Linked DNA regions of Homo sapiens: region 2 is linked to region 1. The links are chromatin contacts, found by Hi-C or POLR2A ChIA-PET in ENCODE. All regions are on one chromosome and are shown on one strand. The core of a region is the stretch at or near the end of the contact, and the rest is flanking DNA. Distances in the headings are between cores, read along the strand shown.

Region 1 (5,910 bases), core at 758-3,257:
AAGAAGGTAACATACTCCTTCAATTTAAGTTCTGGCAGTCATCTCAAAACTAAAGCTCTTTCACTCCCTCACTTCCTTTTCTACCTACCCAATTCAGCCTAATCCACCCAGCAGCAAAAGCAGCAGTCATGGTCACCAAATATGGCATGACAGAATCGACAAACTTGTGTTCTAATGCTGTCTTGGCCATCAACTAGCCAATCATGGCTTGGGCAAGTCTTTCTTTGGGTTTCAGTTGTCTTCTCTGGAAATGAGAACAAGGAGACTTACCTACTTACCTGGCAAAGTTGTTGGAAAGTGTTGCTAAGCTTTCCAGAGCCTCCCACATAGGAGCTCAAAAGGACCTTGTCTCAGCCCCTGGACCTATGGTTGGAGGCCAGCCAAGCAAGCTGATTAACAGAGTCTGAGTTGGGGATGGCAGGAGAAAAAGAAATGGATTGTTACCTTTTTTGTATCATTACACTCATTGGCTGTCAGCTCCAGTAAGAAGACCTAGATAAGCTGGAGGTGTTCACAGCCTTTTGAATGCACTTTCTGACTTTATTCACCTCCAGAAAGGCTGGAAAGGAGGCATGAAAGGGGCTAAAAATTATTAGTACTTTGAAATTTGTGGAGCCTTATAGACAACATTGCTTCAGTATTAATGGAAGGAGTTAGTGGTTGAGCTGAAACTAGACTGGTATGCCTCTCCAATGGAGTGTATGTAAGAAAATCACATTCAGTTGAGAAATGTTCACCAGACCCATAGAAAGAAGACATAAATATCTATATGGGATGATATTAAGGGAATTTGAAAGCTCTTCTCTTGGTCTGTTATATTACTTAGAATAACATCATTTTTCCCCATATGAAATGCAAAATCCTCTACTGAAGAGCGTCATCAAGCCACTATTGTTGATGCAAAGGATGGGTCAGTTTTTATGGAGGGAATTGGAGGGAATAGACCAGAAGAATTAGGGGTAAGTAGGTGTCTAGGAATCTCTGAACACTCAGAGTGAGCCAAGTACCTGAAAGAAAAATAGAAGAAAAGAAGAAGTCCTCAGGACCATGCCTAAAAATCCCAGACTGCCTCTAGTATGAGCAGGACCTGTCCTGGGTCAGTTACAGGACAGGTCCTGCTGCTTGATGTCTCAGTCCTCCTAGGATAGAGCAAAAAGAGGACTGACCTGGGAGCCCAGACCCAGCTGTGCTACAGATTCTCTGTATGACTTTGGGCAAGTCCCTTTCTTCCTCTTTCTGGACCTCAGTTTCTTCCATATGTACCTAGTCTCTAAGAGTCTTTCAATTTTGAATCTCTAGGAGTCAAAGATTGGACTAGAAAAGAGGCTTTCATCTTTGAGTCATGCCTCTCAGAGAGTGCTATATGGATTACCACCAGCACTCTCCTCTTGAATGTGTTCAGCCCCACCCACAGTTACATATGCAAAGATTACTCTCATCTTCTTTCTTGACAGAGGGCTGACAATCATGAAAATTAGGAATCTAATAACCATGGGTCTCTAGACAGCATCTATCTAATCATTCTTTTCCTCTTTTTACTTTTTTATTTTGCAAAAGGGGTGAAAAAACTGTGTCCTAGATTGGAGAAAGGACTTACCCAAAGATACACATTGGGTAAATGGTAAAACCAGGACTGCTACTCAGGTTTCCTGACTCCTGGGTCCAAAGGCCATTCCACTTCCATGTGACTATCTCCTAAACATCCTGATTGGATAGAAAATATCCTATCCCCTTTTCCCCTCCATTAGAACCTCTAGGATAAAAGGCCAATGGAAGCCTTCTTCCTCCCACCTTTGACCTTAATCCCTGAGGAGGGTCTGAAGAGAATGGGATGGGCAGATCCAAGCCACCCTTGGCTGCCATGGACTCTGCCCCAGCTTGAGAATCCAAGAAGAGAGGGCAAATGGATACCATACCTGTCAGTGGAGTGGTGCCTTGGTCATGGAGGGGACTCTGATTCCCCAGTGCTGAGCCAACCTGCAGGGGCCAGATGGAATTGGGCTTTCTGCCGTGAGCAAGAAGCTTCTGTGTTTTGAAGGGCCCTTGGTGTCTTCAACAGGAAACAGAAATGAGGAAGATAAGACTGAGGTTAGCCAACGGAAATCTGGATGCAAAATGACAAAACAATGCTGTTGTGAAAGGGTCTGCTACTGCAGCAATAGTAGCAGGCCACTGCCCTGCCTCCACCAACTCCCAGCTGACCTTCAACAGACACTAACTTTCCAAGCTGCAGAGAGAGAGAGAGTAGAAAGCACCTGGCTGCCCTAGGCTCTGCCTGTGGGTCAAGGAGGTTTTCCCAGAATAATTGAGGGAAACCTGGAATACCAGAACTGAGACATTATCTAATGAAAAAACCCGTAGTCAAAATTGAGAAACAGAGCCTCTGAGGGATAAAAGGAAATACTCAGTATCACAAAGCAAATTAGTGGAAAGCTGAAATTTAAACCCATCCCCATGGACTCCAAATCACATGTTCTTTCACTCTGCCAGAATGCCTCCTGGTCCTGGAATACCATTTTACTTCCAACTTCTCTCCTGGCATACAGAACCAGCTACATAATTTGCAAGGCCCAGTAAAAAATGAAAACGATAGGCCCTTTATTTAAAAATTAAGAATATCAAGATGATGACAGCAGAACATTAAACTAAGTGTGGGGTCCTTCTAAGCATGGAGCCCTGTGAAGCTGTACAAGTCATATGCCTATGAAGCTGGCTCTGGGGCACAGTTATGACCACAAGCCACATTCTGTCATCTTGGGGCTTGCTGAAGGAAATAAATAAGGAAATTCACATTTATTGGAGTACTTATGATATTCTTTCATGTGTATTATCTAATTTATTCAACAACTCTCTGGTATGGTATTATTATTCTTATTTATAGGTGAGGAAACTGAGGCACACAGAAATAAAGTGACCTGTCTAAGGAAACAAAACTAGAAAATAATAGAGAAGGCAGATTTTTCACTCAGGTCTAACTCCAAATGTTGAGGTTTTCGTCTACTTTCCCACATTGGCTACAAGGAAGGGAGAAGAAAGTAGTTGACTTTGAGAAAGAAAAATTAGTGCCAGACCCCTAAGTTCAACTGTGACCTTCAGGCTAATGAGGGACATGAAAGGTGTGAAAAGAAGGTGGATGGTTTCTTAATGCCTCATGTTTGCAGTCTCCTGGAAGTCCCCACTAACAGCCAGGAAGATGATGAATTCCCATCATGCAGTGCCCTCCACCATGAATTCTGATGGCATGAAGGATGGGAGGGGCAATGCTTTCAGGTTATACTTTGATAGCTTTCAATGACTGCAGTGCCCAAGTCACAGTCCTCTGTCTACACTAGTGGAAGTATGGCCCTGAGTGATAGTCAAGCCGTGGTAAATAATCTTTTCAAGCTATGTACATTCTTATATACTCAGGCTCAAAAGAAAGACCACATTCTGCGAGCCAAGAGCCCTGGGCCCTAGTCCCCACTCTACTACCTCCCTGGGCATTAGTTTCTCCTTTAATCAACAGAGGTTGGACTAAATGGTCTTGGAGACCACTCCAACTCAAACATTCCCTGGTTCCTTTGTGGCTCTTCGTTACTCACTGTGGGCTTCCCCATGGTTGCAGGACCTGAGGCTCTGTGAAAGCCTGAAATAGGGATTCACTTGCACTAACATCACTCTGTAGAAAACTTCCTTCTACCAGAATAATTTATTGGCTCAGGCCTCAAGACCCCAGATCTAGCTTCTAGAAAGATTCAGTTCTTGTTTCTTTTGGTTTCTGACTAAAGCTTGGAGCGGAAGTAGGGTAGTCCTGCGGGCACTTTGCTAAAATGGGACCCCCTTCTTCCTACGCATACCATAGAGATTAAGTTTAGCTACACACGTTTTTTTCTTCCCTATCAATTAGGGTACTCTACTGGCCTTTTAACAGGGGTTTCTGGAGACAATGTGTTTACCTAAAGTAGTAATTAATGGTATCTATTTTGAGTCCAAAGACAGGGCAATAAAAGAGAGCATTAGGAAACAGAAGGCTCTGAAAATCATACTACCTATGCATATGGCCTGAATGCGAGAAAAGGGAACTGTGCTCAGAGTTCCTCTTTAGCCCACAAACACAAAGTATGCTGGGAAGGGCCAAGTTTCCAATAACAGCACAAAGGGGCTTCTTCTTTTTGATCTGTTGTCCAGGCTTCTGCAGAGAGCAACCAAAAGTCACAAAGTTTTCCCATTTTGTATGATTTCTGCCTTGCCTGTGCTTGTGAAGGGAGATGAGAAAGAAGGGAAAATAGTTGACAAGCGGAGCAAGCAGGCAGTGCTGGGGTCCCACACTGCAGACACACTCATTTGTTTCCGCAGTACTGGAATGGAAAGAACACTGAATCAGAGTCCCTGCATCTTAGACCCTGGGTTATAGACCAAGCTCTGTAACTTATTGATTATGTGACCTTGAACAATCACACACAGCCTGTCTGAGCCTTAGTCCTCACATCAGATTGAAGGATTCTCAGGCTAAAGGGAAATGGAAGACAGGTGTGCACCCCAAGAGCTATGTCACCCTACAGAATATGATAAGTAATTTGACAAAGTCATGAAGTGCCGTCAGATACGTATATAAGATTCTCCCAGGGCAGAAGATGAGAAGGTGATGGTAACTGGAAAGGTTCTCAGAAGAATAAGATTTTGGCTACATCTTAAGGGATAGAGAGGAAAAAAATGATGCTCACTGTCTCTGGAAAGCCTTCTCTGACAACCACCTGCAAAATTAGTTGCTTCCCACCTTGCCCTCCTCTACTCTTGAAAAACATCCACACAGCACTTAGGTGTCAGTCTCTCCCAGAAGACCAAGCACTGCCCAAAGTAGGAACTATGTTTGATCTTTACTGTCTTCTTAGGCCTAGGAATAAACTAGTTATCCCAGAACTGTGAGGTGAATAAGTGAATGAGTCAATGCATAAGCAAAAGAAAGAGACCTCATAGCCCAATGTCCCCACATTGCTTAGCTTACCCAACCTCCATGAAGGAGCTGAGAAGCCCCCACCCTTCACTTTGAGTTTATCTTCCTGTTCACTCACCCCCACCTCCTTTCAGAAGACTTTCAAGAAGAGGCCCCAGGGAAAATTGCAAAGCTAAGGCCACTTCCTGTGCAAGTGGCTTGTGTCCACACACTCTACCTCAACCCTAGTGATTGCTATGCATAGGATTGCATTGGGGTTTCCTCTGAAAGGAAATACAAAGGCTGATGCAATGTGTAGGGCACCCGCAGGCCAGGACTAAAGAACTTTTTGTACACCTGGGCCTAGGGACAGAGGTTTCACTGTGAGGCTGCCACAAAACAGTGACACTGACAAGATAAATGGCAGCAATTAACCCAATAACTACAGCTTAAGTATATTCAGCAAGGGTGTGTTGAGCACCTACTGGCTACAAAGCTCTATGCTTGGCAAAAGGGGAAAAAATAAACATACAACAGAACAGAAATATACAACAATCTAATACAAATGTAATGCGAGCCACAATTATTATAATAACCACATGAAAAATTTTTAAGTGAAACTAATTTTAATAATATATTTTGTTTAGCTCAATACATCCACAATGTTATTTCAACCTGTAAACAATGTAAGTATTTGTTAATAAGATATTTTACATTATTCAAAATGTAGTATGTATTTTATGCAAACAGTACATCTCAATTTGAACTTGCCATATTTCTAGTGTTAAATTGCCATCTGTGGCTAGTGGCTACTGTATTGACCAGAACAGGTATAAGACATGGTCCCTACCCTCTAGGAATTCACAATCTAGTCCAGAAAACAGAGTGCTACATAAGCATGTTCAAAAAATGAGTACAATAGTGGAGGTGCATGTATGGAAAAGAGAACTGTACTGAGGGTCAGGAGATCTGGGCTACAGTCTTTTCTCTGCCACTAA
Region 2 (6,124 bases), core at 2,669-5,168, 60 kb before region 1:
CTTTTGTGTCTGGCGTATTTCACATAGCATAGTGTTTTCATCTATGCTGTGGCATAGATCATTACTTCAACTCTTTGTATTGCTGAATAATATTTCATTATATAGATATACTACATTTCACTTAACACATTAATCAGTTAATGGACACTTCTGTTATTTTCCAATTCTTTGCTATTATAAATGATGCTGCTATGAACATTCACAGGAAAATCTTTATGTGGAAATGTGTTTGCAATTATTTTGCATAGATACCAAAAATGGAATTGCTGGAAGTAATTGGAATTGAGTGGAAAACATTATGCTTAACTTTTTAAGAAATAGCTAAACTATTTTCCAAAGTGGATATACCATTTCACATTTATTTATTTCAGCAACGTATAGGGGTTCCTATTTTTTTCACATCCTCACCAACACTTGTCTGTCTCTTTTGTAATAGCTATTCCAGGTGTGATGTCTTTTTTTTTCATTAAATTGAAGTGATAGAATTGTTGTCCTGTGAGAATGTTTGGATGTTGTATTATATAATATTCAAATAAAATGAAAGGAGAATTTGTGGGCACACTATTCGTTAGTTGACCTAAACACTGCAAATCATCTGTTGATATTATGTAACTAATAGATATGCTACAGCCCATATAATTTGAGCTCTTGCAACATGTAGGATTAATATTTTCCTGTGTTGATTATTTCTCAGGAAATACCCCAAAATATCAATTCAGGATGTACCTATGAGTGAAGATTCACTGGCCATTGGTTTGGATTTAGTGGTACCAGATTTCCAAGAACTAATGATCCAGGAATTATTTGGAGAGGCAACTATAAATATTTCTTTGGAGTTGGTGTTTTCTCCTTTCCATGTCAATGCTCCAATCTTGATTGAAGACAAACCAGATACTCAATGTAATGTTATAATGAACAGGTACAAAATCTCTTTCTTCTTTAAACTAGGGGGTTCTCCACATGTTTTTAAAGAGAATGCTTACTTTGTAATTTTTTTCATAATCTGGAAATCACTTTGGATAGAGTGGAAGAAAGGCAGGAATATATCAACAGAAGCTTGCAGAGACTTTGAAGGGTACCTCTGCACACTCTTTCACTTTCCTTTCTGATAAACCAAGAAACACTATTTACGATGGTGATTGGGATTTGGAAATCCAAGTATATAGCTAGTGAACCTCAAATCTAGCTGAGAAGTAGCATAATTCTATCATACATCCCTGATTGTACATTTGAATATTGATTCAATGTTTACTTTGAAACCTTAACCAATCAGACATTTTTTAGGAGAAAACTAAATTATGATCAATATCTTATACCGGGTCTTAGGTCTGATGTATGATTTGTGTTTCTGAAGAAATCTGTATATTTTCAGGCATATTCTTCTGAGGTTAGAAAATTACTTGTGGCCAGGTGCAGTAGCTCATGCCTGTTATCCCAGCAGTTTGGGAGGCCAAGGCAGGAGGATTGCTTGAGTTCAGGAGTTTGAGACCAGCCTGAGCATAACAAAATGCTGTCTCTACTAAAAACACAAAAATTAGCTGGTCATGGTGGTGTGCATGTGTAGTCCCAGCTACCCAGGAGGCTGAGGTGGGAGGATTGCTTGAGCCCAGGGAGGTAAAGGCTGCAGTGAGCTGTGATTGTGCCACTGCACTCCAGCCTGGATGACAGAGTGAGACCCTATTGGGAAGGGAAGGGAAGGGGAGGGGAGGGGAGGGGAGAGAAGGAGAGAAGGGAAGGAGGGAAGGGAAGGAGGGGAGGGAAGGAGGGAAGGGAAGGAGGGAGGGGAAGGAGGGAAGGGAAGGAGGGAAGGGAAGGGAAGAATGGAAGGGAAGGAGGGGAGGGAAGGGAAGAAGGGAAAAGAAGGGGAGGGAAGGGAAGAAGGGAAGGGAAGAAGGGAAGGGAAGAAGGGAAGGGAAGGGAAGAAGGGAAGGGAAGGGAAGAAGGGAAGGGAAGGGAAGGGAAGAAGGGAAGGGAAGGGAAGAAGGGAAGGAAAGGGAAGAAGGGAAGGAAAGAAGGGAAGGGAAGGAAGGGAAAAAGGGAAGGGAAGAGAAAAAGGGAAGGGAAGGGTTCTTCTTAGTCCAAAGTATAATATAATATTATAGTGAGGGGAACAAAACATAATTAAGGAAACATTTTCCCTGTACTTGCACTCCCACGTATTATCATTGGTTCTCATATACCACAGATGCACTCTTTGACAATATATTTGGTATTTGTTCTTTTGCGATCTTCTAAAAATGAAAGCCAGGCATTGGTAGTGTAAAATCCCCCCCTCCCCATCTTATATCTGAAATTAACTCTGTAAGTAGGGTGAAACCTCTTGCTTGGCACAAAACTATAGGAAGAAAAAAAAAGTCTTCATTTCCCGAAACTAGGAGGTTGTGGGTGCTTCAGCAGAAATACTACTAAATTGGAGCCACAAAGTCACTATTGTCAGCAAATCTCTACCCATGAAAACCTTGAGTACCATGTGGAGGAAGGGAGTCTGCCTGAATTTCACCTTCATCAGCAGTGCTTACATTTGTCTGTTTACATGCTTTATCATTTTATATTTGTGTTATTCCCTGCTACTGACCCTCATTTATTGCCCAACCCCAGTGAGAAAAGCTTCCTGAGAAACACACCCAAAACTCTTTCCCTCTCCCAACATGGTGGCCTCAGCAAAAAAGAAGAAGAAGGAGAAGACTCTCCCTAACATACTTTCTGGCTGAGGATGGGAGGATTGGTGGAGGAAGCACCTATGTTTCCAAACCAGTACCCTGGGCTGATGAAACAGATGACCTGGAAGGAGATGTTTCAACAACTTGGCACAGTAATGATGATGAAGTGTATAGGGTGCCTCCAATTGACCGTTCCATCCTTCCCACTGCTCCACGGGCTGCTCGGGAACCCAATATCGACCGTCTTCCCAAATCACCACCCTACACTGCTTTTCTAGGGAACCTATCCTATGATATGACAGAAGAGTCAATTAAGGAACTCTTTCGAGGATTAAATATCAGTGCAGTGCGTTTGTCACGTAAACCCAGCAATCCAGAGAGGTTGAAAGGTTTTGATTATGCTGAAATTGAGGACCTAGATTTCCTGCTCAGTTCCATGAGTCTCAATGAAGAGTCTCTAGGTAACAGGAAAATTCAAGTGGACGTTGCTGATCAAGCACAGGGGAAAGACAGGGAGGATCGTTCTTTTGGCCATGATAGAAATCGGGATTCTGACAAAACAGATACAGACTGGAGGGCTCGTCCTGCCACAGACAGCTTTGATGACTAAGAAGTGATGATAGCTTTGGAGACAAGTATCGAGATAGTTATGATTCAGACCGGTATCACGATGGGTATCAGGATGGGTATTGGGATGGCCCACACTGGGATATGGATTGATGTGGCAGCCGGGATCGCTATGATGACCAAGGCAGCAGAGACTATGATAGACGCTATGATTCCCGGATAGGCAGTGGCAGAAGGGCATTTGGCAGTGGGTGCCACAGGGATGATGACTATAGAGGAGGCGGGACTGGCTATGAAGACCAATAAGACAGACAGGATGATCGGTCATGGAGCTCCAGAGATGATTACTCTCGGGATGATTATATGGGTGATGATAGAGGTCCCTCCCAAAGACCCAAACTGAATCTAAAGCCTCGGAGTGCTCCTAAGGAGATGATTCCACTGCTAGTACCTCCCAGTCCAGTAGAGATGCTTCTGTCTTTGGAGGGGCAAAGCCCGTTGACACAGCTGCTAGAGAAAGAGAAGTAGAAGAACAGCTACAGAAGGAACACGAGAAGTTGCAGCTTCAGCTGGATGAGCCAAAACTAGAACGACGGCCTCGGGAGAGACACCCAAGCTGACAAAGTGAAGAAACTCAGGAACGGGAACAGTTGAGGACAGGAAGTGAGTCATTGCAGACTGGGACCTCCGCCACATCCGGCAGAAATGCACGAAGGAGAGTGAGTGAGAAGTCACTAGAAAATGAAACACTCAATAAGGAGGAAGACTGTCACTCTCCAACTTCTAAACCTCCCAAACCTGATCAGTCCCTAAAGGTAATGCCAGCCCCTCCACCAAAGGAGAATGGTTGGGTGAAGTGAAGTTCTAACCCTCCTGCTCAATCTCAGAGCTCAGACACAGAGCAGCAATCCCCTACAATTGGTGGGGTAAAGTAGCTCCAGCTCAACCATCTGAGTAAGGACTAGCAAGGAAAGACGAAAATGAAGGAGATGGGATGAATATCCCAAAAGGCCAAACTGGGAACTCTAGCCATGGTCCAGGAGAGGGAGGGAACAAAGACCACTGGAAGGAGTCAGATAGGAAAGATGACAAAAAGGATAAAGACTCCAGATCTGCACCTGAGCCAAAGAAACCTGAGGAAAATCCAGCTTCCAAGTTCAGTTCTGCAAGGAAGTATGCTGCTCTCTCCATTGATGGTGAAGATGAAAATGAGGGAGAAGATTAAGCCACAGAGACCTCAACATCCTGTGCTTTCTCCTAGTTTCTCTCCACCCTGGAACATTCGAGAGCAAATCAAACCTCTATCCAGACAAGACAAAATAAAACTCACCATCTCCTGGAGACCTTTCTTACCTAATTTTTTTTAAAGGAAATTCTTATTCATGCTGCTGCAGCCTTTAAAGTACTGAAGTAACTGGAGAATCACCAATATAGCCAGAGAGAAAGAGACTAGAGATTTTTAGTGGAAAAGTTGTGGTGCATTATGTCACCATGCAGTTGCCAGTGTGATTAGTGCCTAGGGGCCTCAATTTAGCAGAAATGGTAAAGACAGTGATATAACATTTGGAGTCTGATTGGGCAGTAGAGGAGGGAGGTATAAGGGAAAGTGTGAGATTTCTACTGTTTCGTTTCTATCCTATTGTGGCATATATGAATTCTCAAACATTATCTGAATAAATTTTCCACTCTTGGAAAGGTAGATTTAGCCTCAAGTTGTTTTAGTCTCCAGCAGGCTGCCAGCAGCTCCTCCTATTTAATCCTGACTTTGGAGGCCAGCCTAGGGGGAATTCCCTCATTTTTTTTTTTTTTTTTTTTTTTTTTTTTACCACCCAGGAGTTGGGAGTGAGTCTATAGGCCATAACGAATAGGACTGCATTCGACCAAAATAAATGGGAAAATCGTGGTTTGAAAAGAAGCTTTTGGGAGGTGATGAGTCATTTTGCACCAGGTAATAGGGAAAAATTGTGTGACCTCCAGCAAACACATGAATGGTTATTTCCTGGAGCCAGAAGCACTTGGGAGTCATAGTAATTCCCAATGTTTTGTGTGTCCTGGTTTTCCCTTTCTAAACACTCTGCTTTTTGAAAGTTCAAATATATCTACGTTCTGTTGAAACCTTGAAACTTTAAAAATTTAGGCTCTTGTCATCATCTTAAGTTCTTCATGCGACTCTTAACCTCCCAAAAAGCAGTCTCTAAGTCACAGAGATGATCTCTTGGGCATTCTCTCTCTCAGCCATGGAGAGCTGTGAAAGGAAGAATCTCTGCTTTTCTCAAGCAAATCAGTTTCTTGCCTTTTGGTTCTCACACCCTGCCTGCTCCTGATGCTTTGACCCCTTTTATAGATCAGAGTGCTCTAGAATAATGGATGGTCTTGGGTGGTGAATAAAGGTGGATAAATAGGGACAGGGACAGTTAAATTGGGAGCCTTTCTTACAACCTTGATGGGGTTTTTTCCCCCAAGTTTTCTTCTCCACTGAAATGCCACACCAATGCTTGTTGGATTTATGAGGTGGTCAGACTAATGTGTTGTTCTTTCTTTTTCTTTTTCTTTTTTTTTTTTTAAGCTTCCCTTGAGAGAATAAATGGTAATGGAGAGAACTATTTAACAAGTTCCTGGTTTCTCTTGCAACACAGTAGCTAAACTTGCCTGCTTTTATGTGAATTTTTGTAGGGATCAGCTTGGTAGACAGTATCACCAGAGAAAAGACATCTTGATCTTTGTTTACAAGCCCTTCTCCCATCAGTCCTAGATTAGGCCCTGTTCAGCCATGCAGGGGTGTTGGTTTATGCATGCTTCAGCAGTGGGCATAATGAATATAATTTAGCCAGCACACAAAGGTGTCTACCAAGTGAATTTAAATAATTGGTGTGGATTGGCTAGTAGCTAAGAAGTGG

What was found. A loop is a pair of places that touch in the nucleus more often than their neighbours do. ChIA-PET counts read pairs that join two places held with the same protein, here RNA polymerase II (POLR2A). Pooled maps may share reads with other maps.
Region 2: a loop to region 1 is called in a pooled map, with 4 times the contacts of the local background. The contact joins the enhancer-like site here to the promoter of MIR223HG in region 1. A Hi-C loop is called at or near these places in 8 of 50 pooled maps. POLR2A ChIA-PET finds 5 or more read pairs at or near these places in 3 of 52 experiments (BJ, T-cell and naive thymus-derived CD4-positive, alpha-beta T cell).

Annotation. Positions count from the first base shown.
Region 1 is chrX:66,011,558-66,017,467 of GRCh38, reverse strand. It overlaps MIR223HG (MIR223 host gene), which reads right to left and starts at 2,007. Exons shown (of 3, transcript NR_170299.1): 1 at 1,917-2,007; 2 at 279-403. RefSeq lists an enhancer at 4,149-4,218.
Region 2 is chrX:66,072,870-66,078,993 of GRCh38, reverse strand. It overlaps the pseudogene EIF4BP9. Among named protein-coding and RNA genes, the nearest start is that of VSIG4, 36 kb to the right of the region's middle. Within about 2 kb of position 3,918, at least 8 of the 41 ENCODE cell types and tissues checked have a DNase peak (open chromatin) inside an H3K27ac peak, as active enhancers do.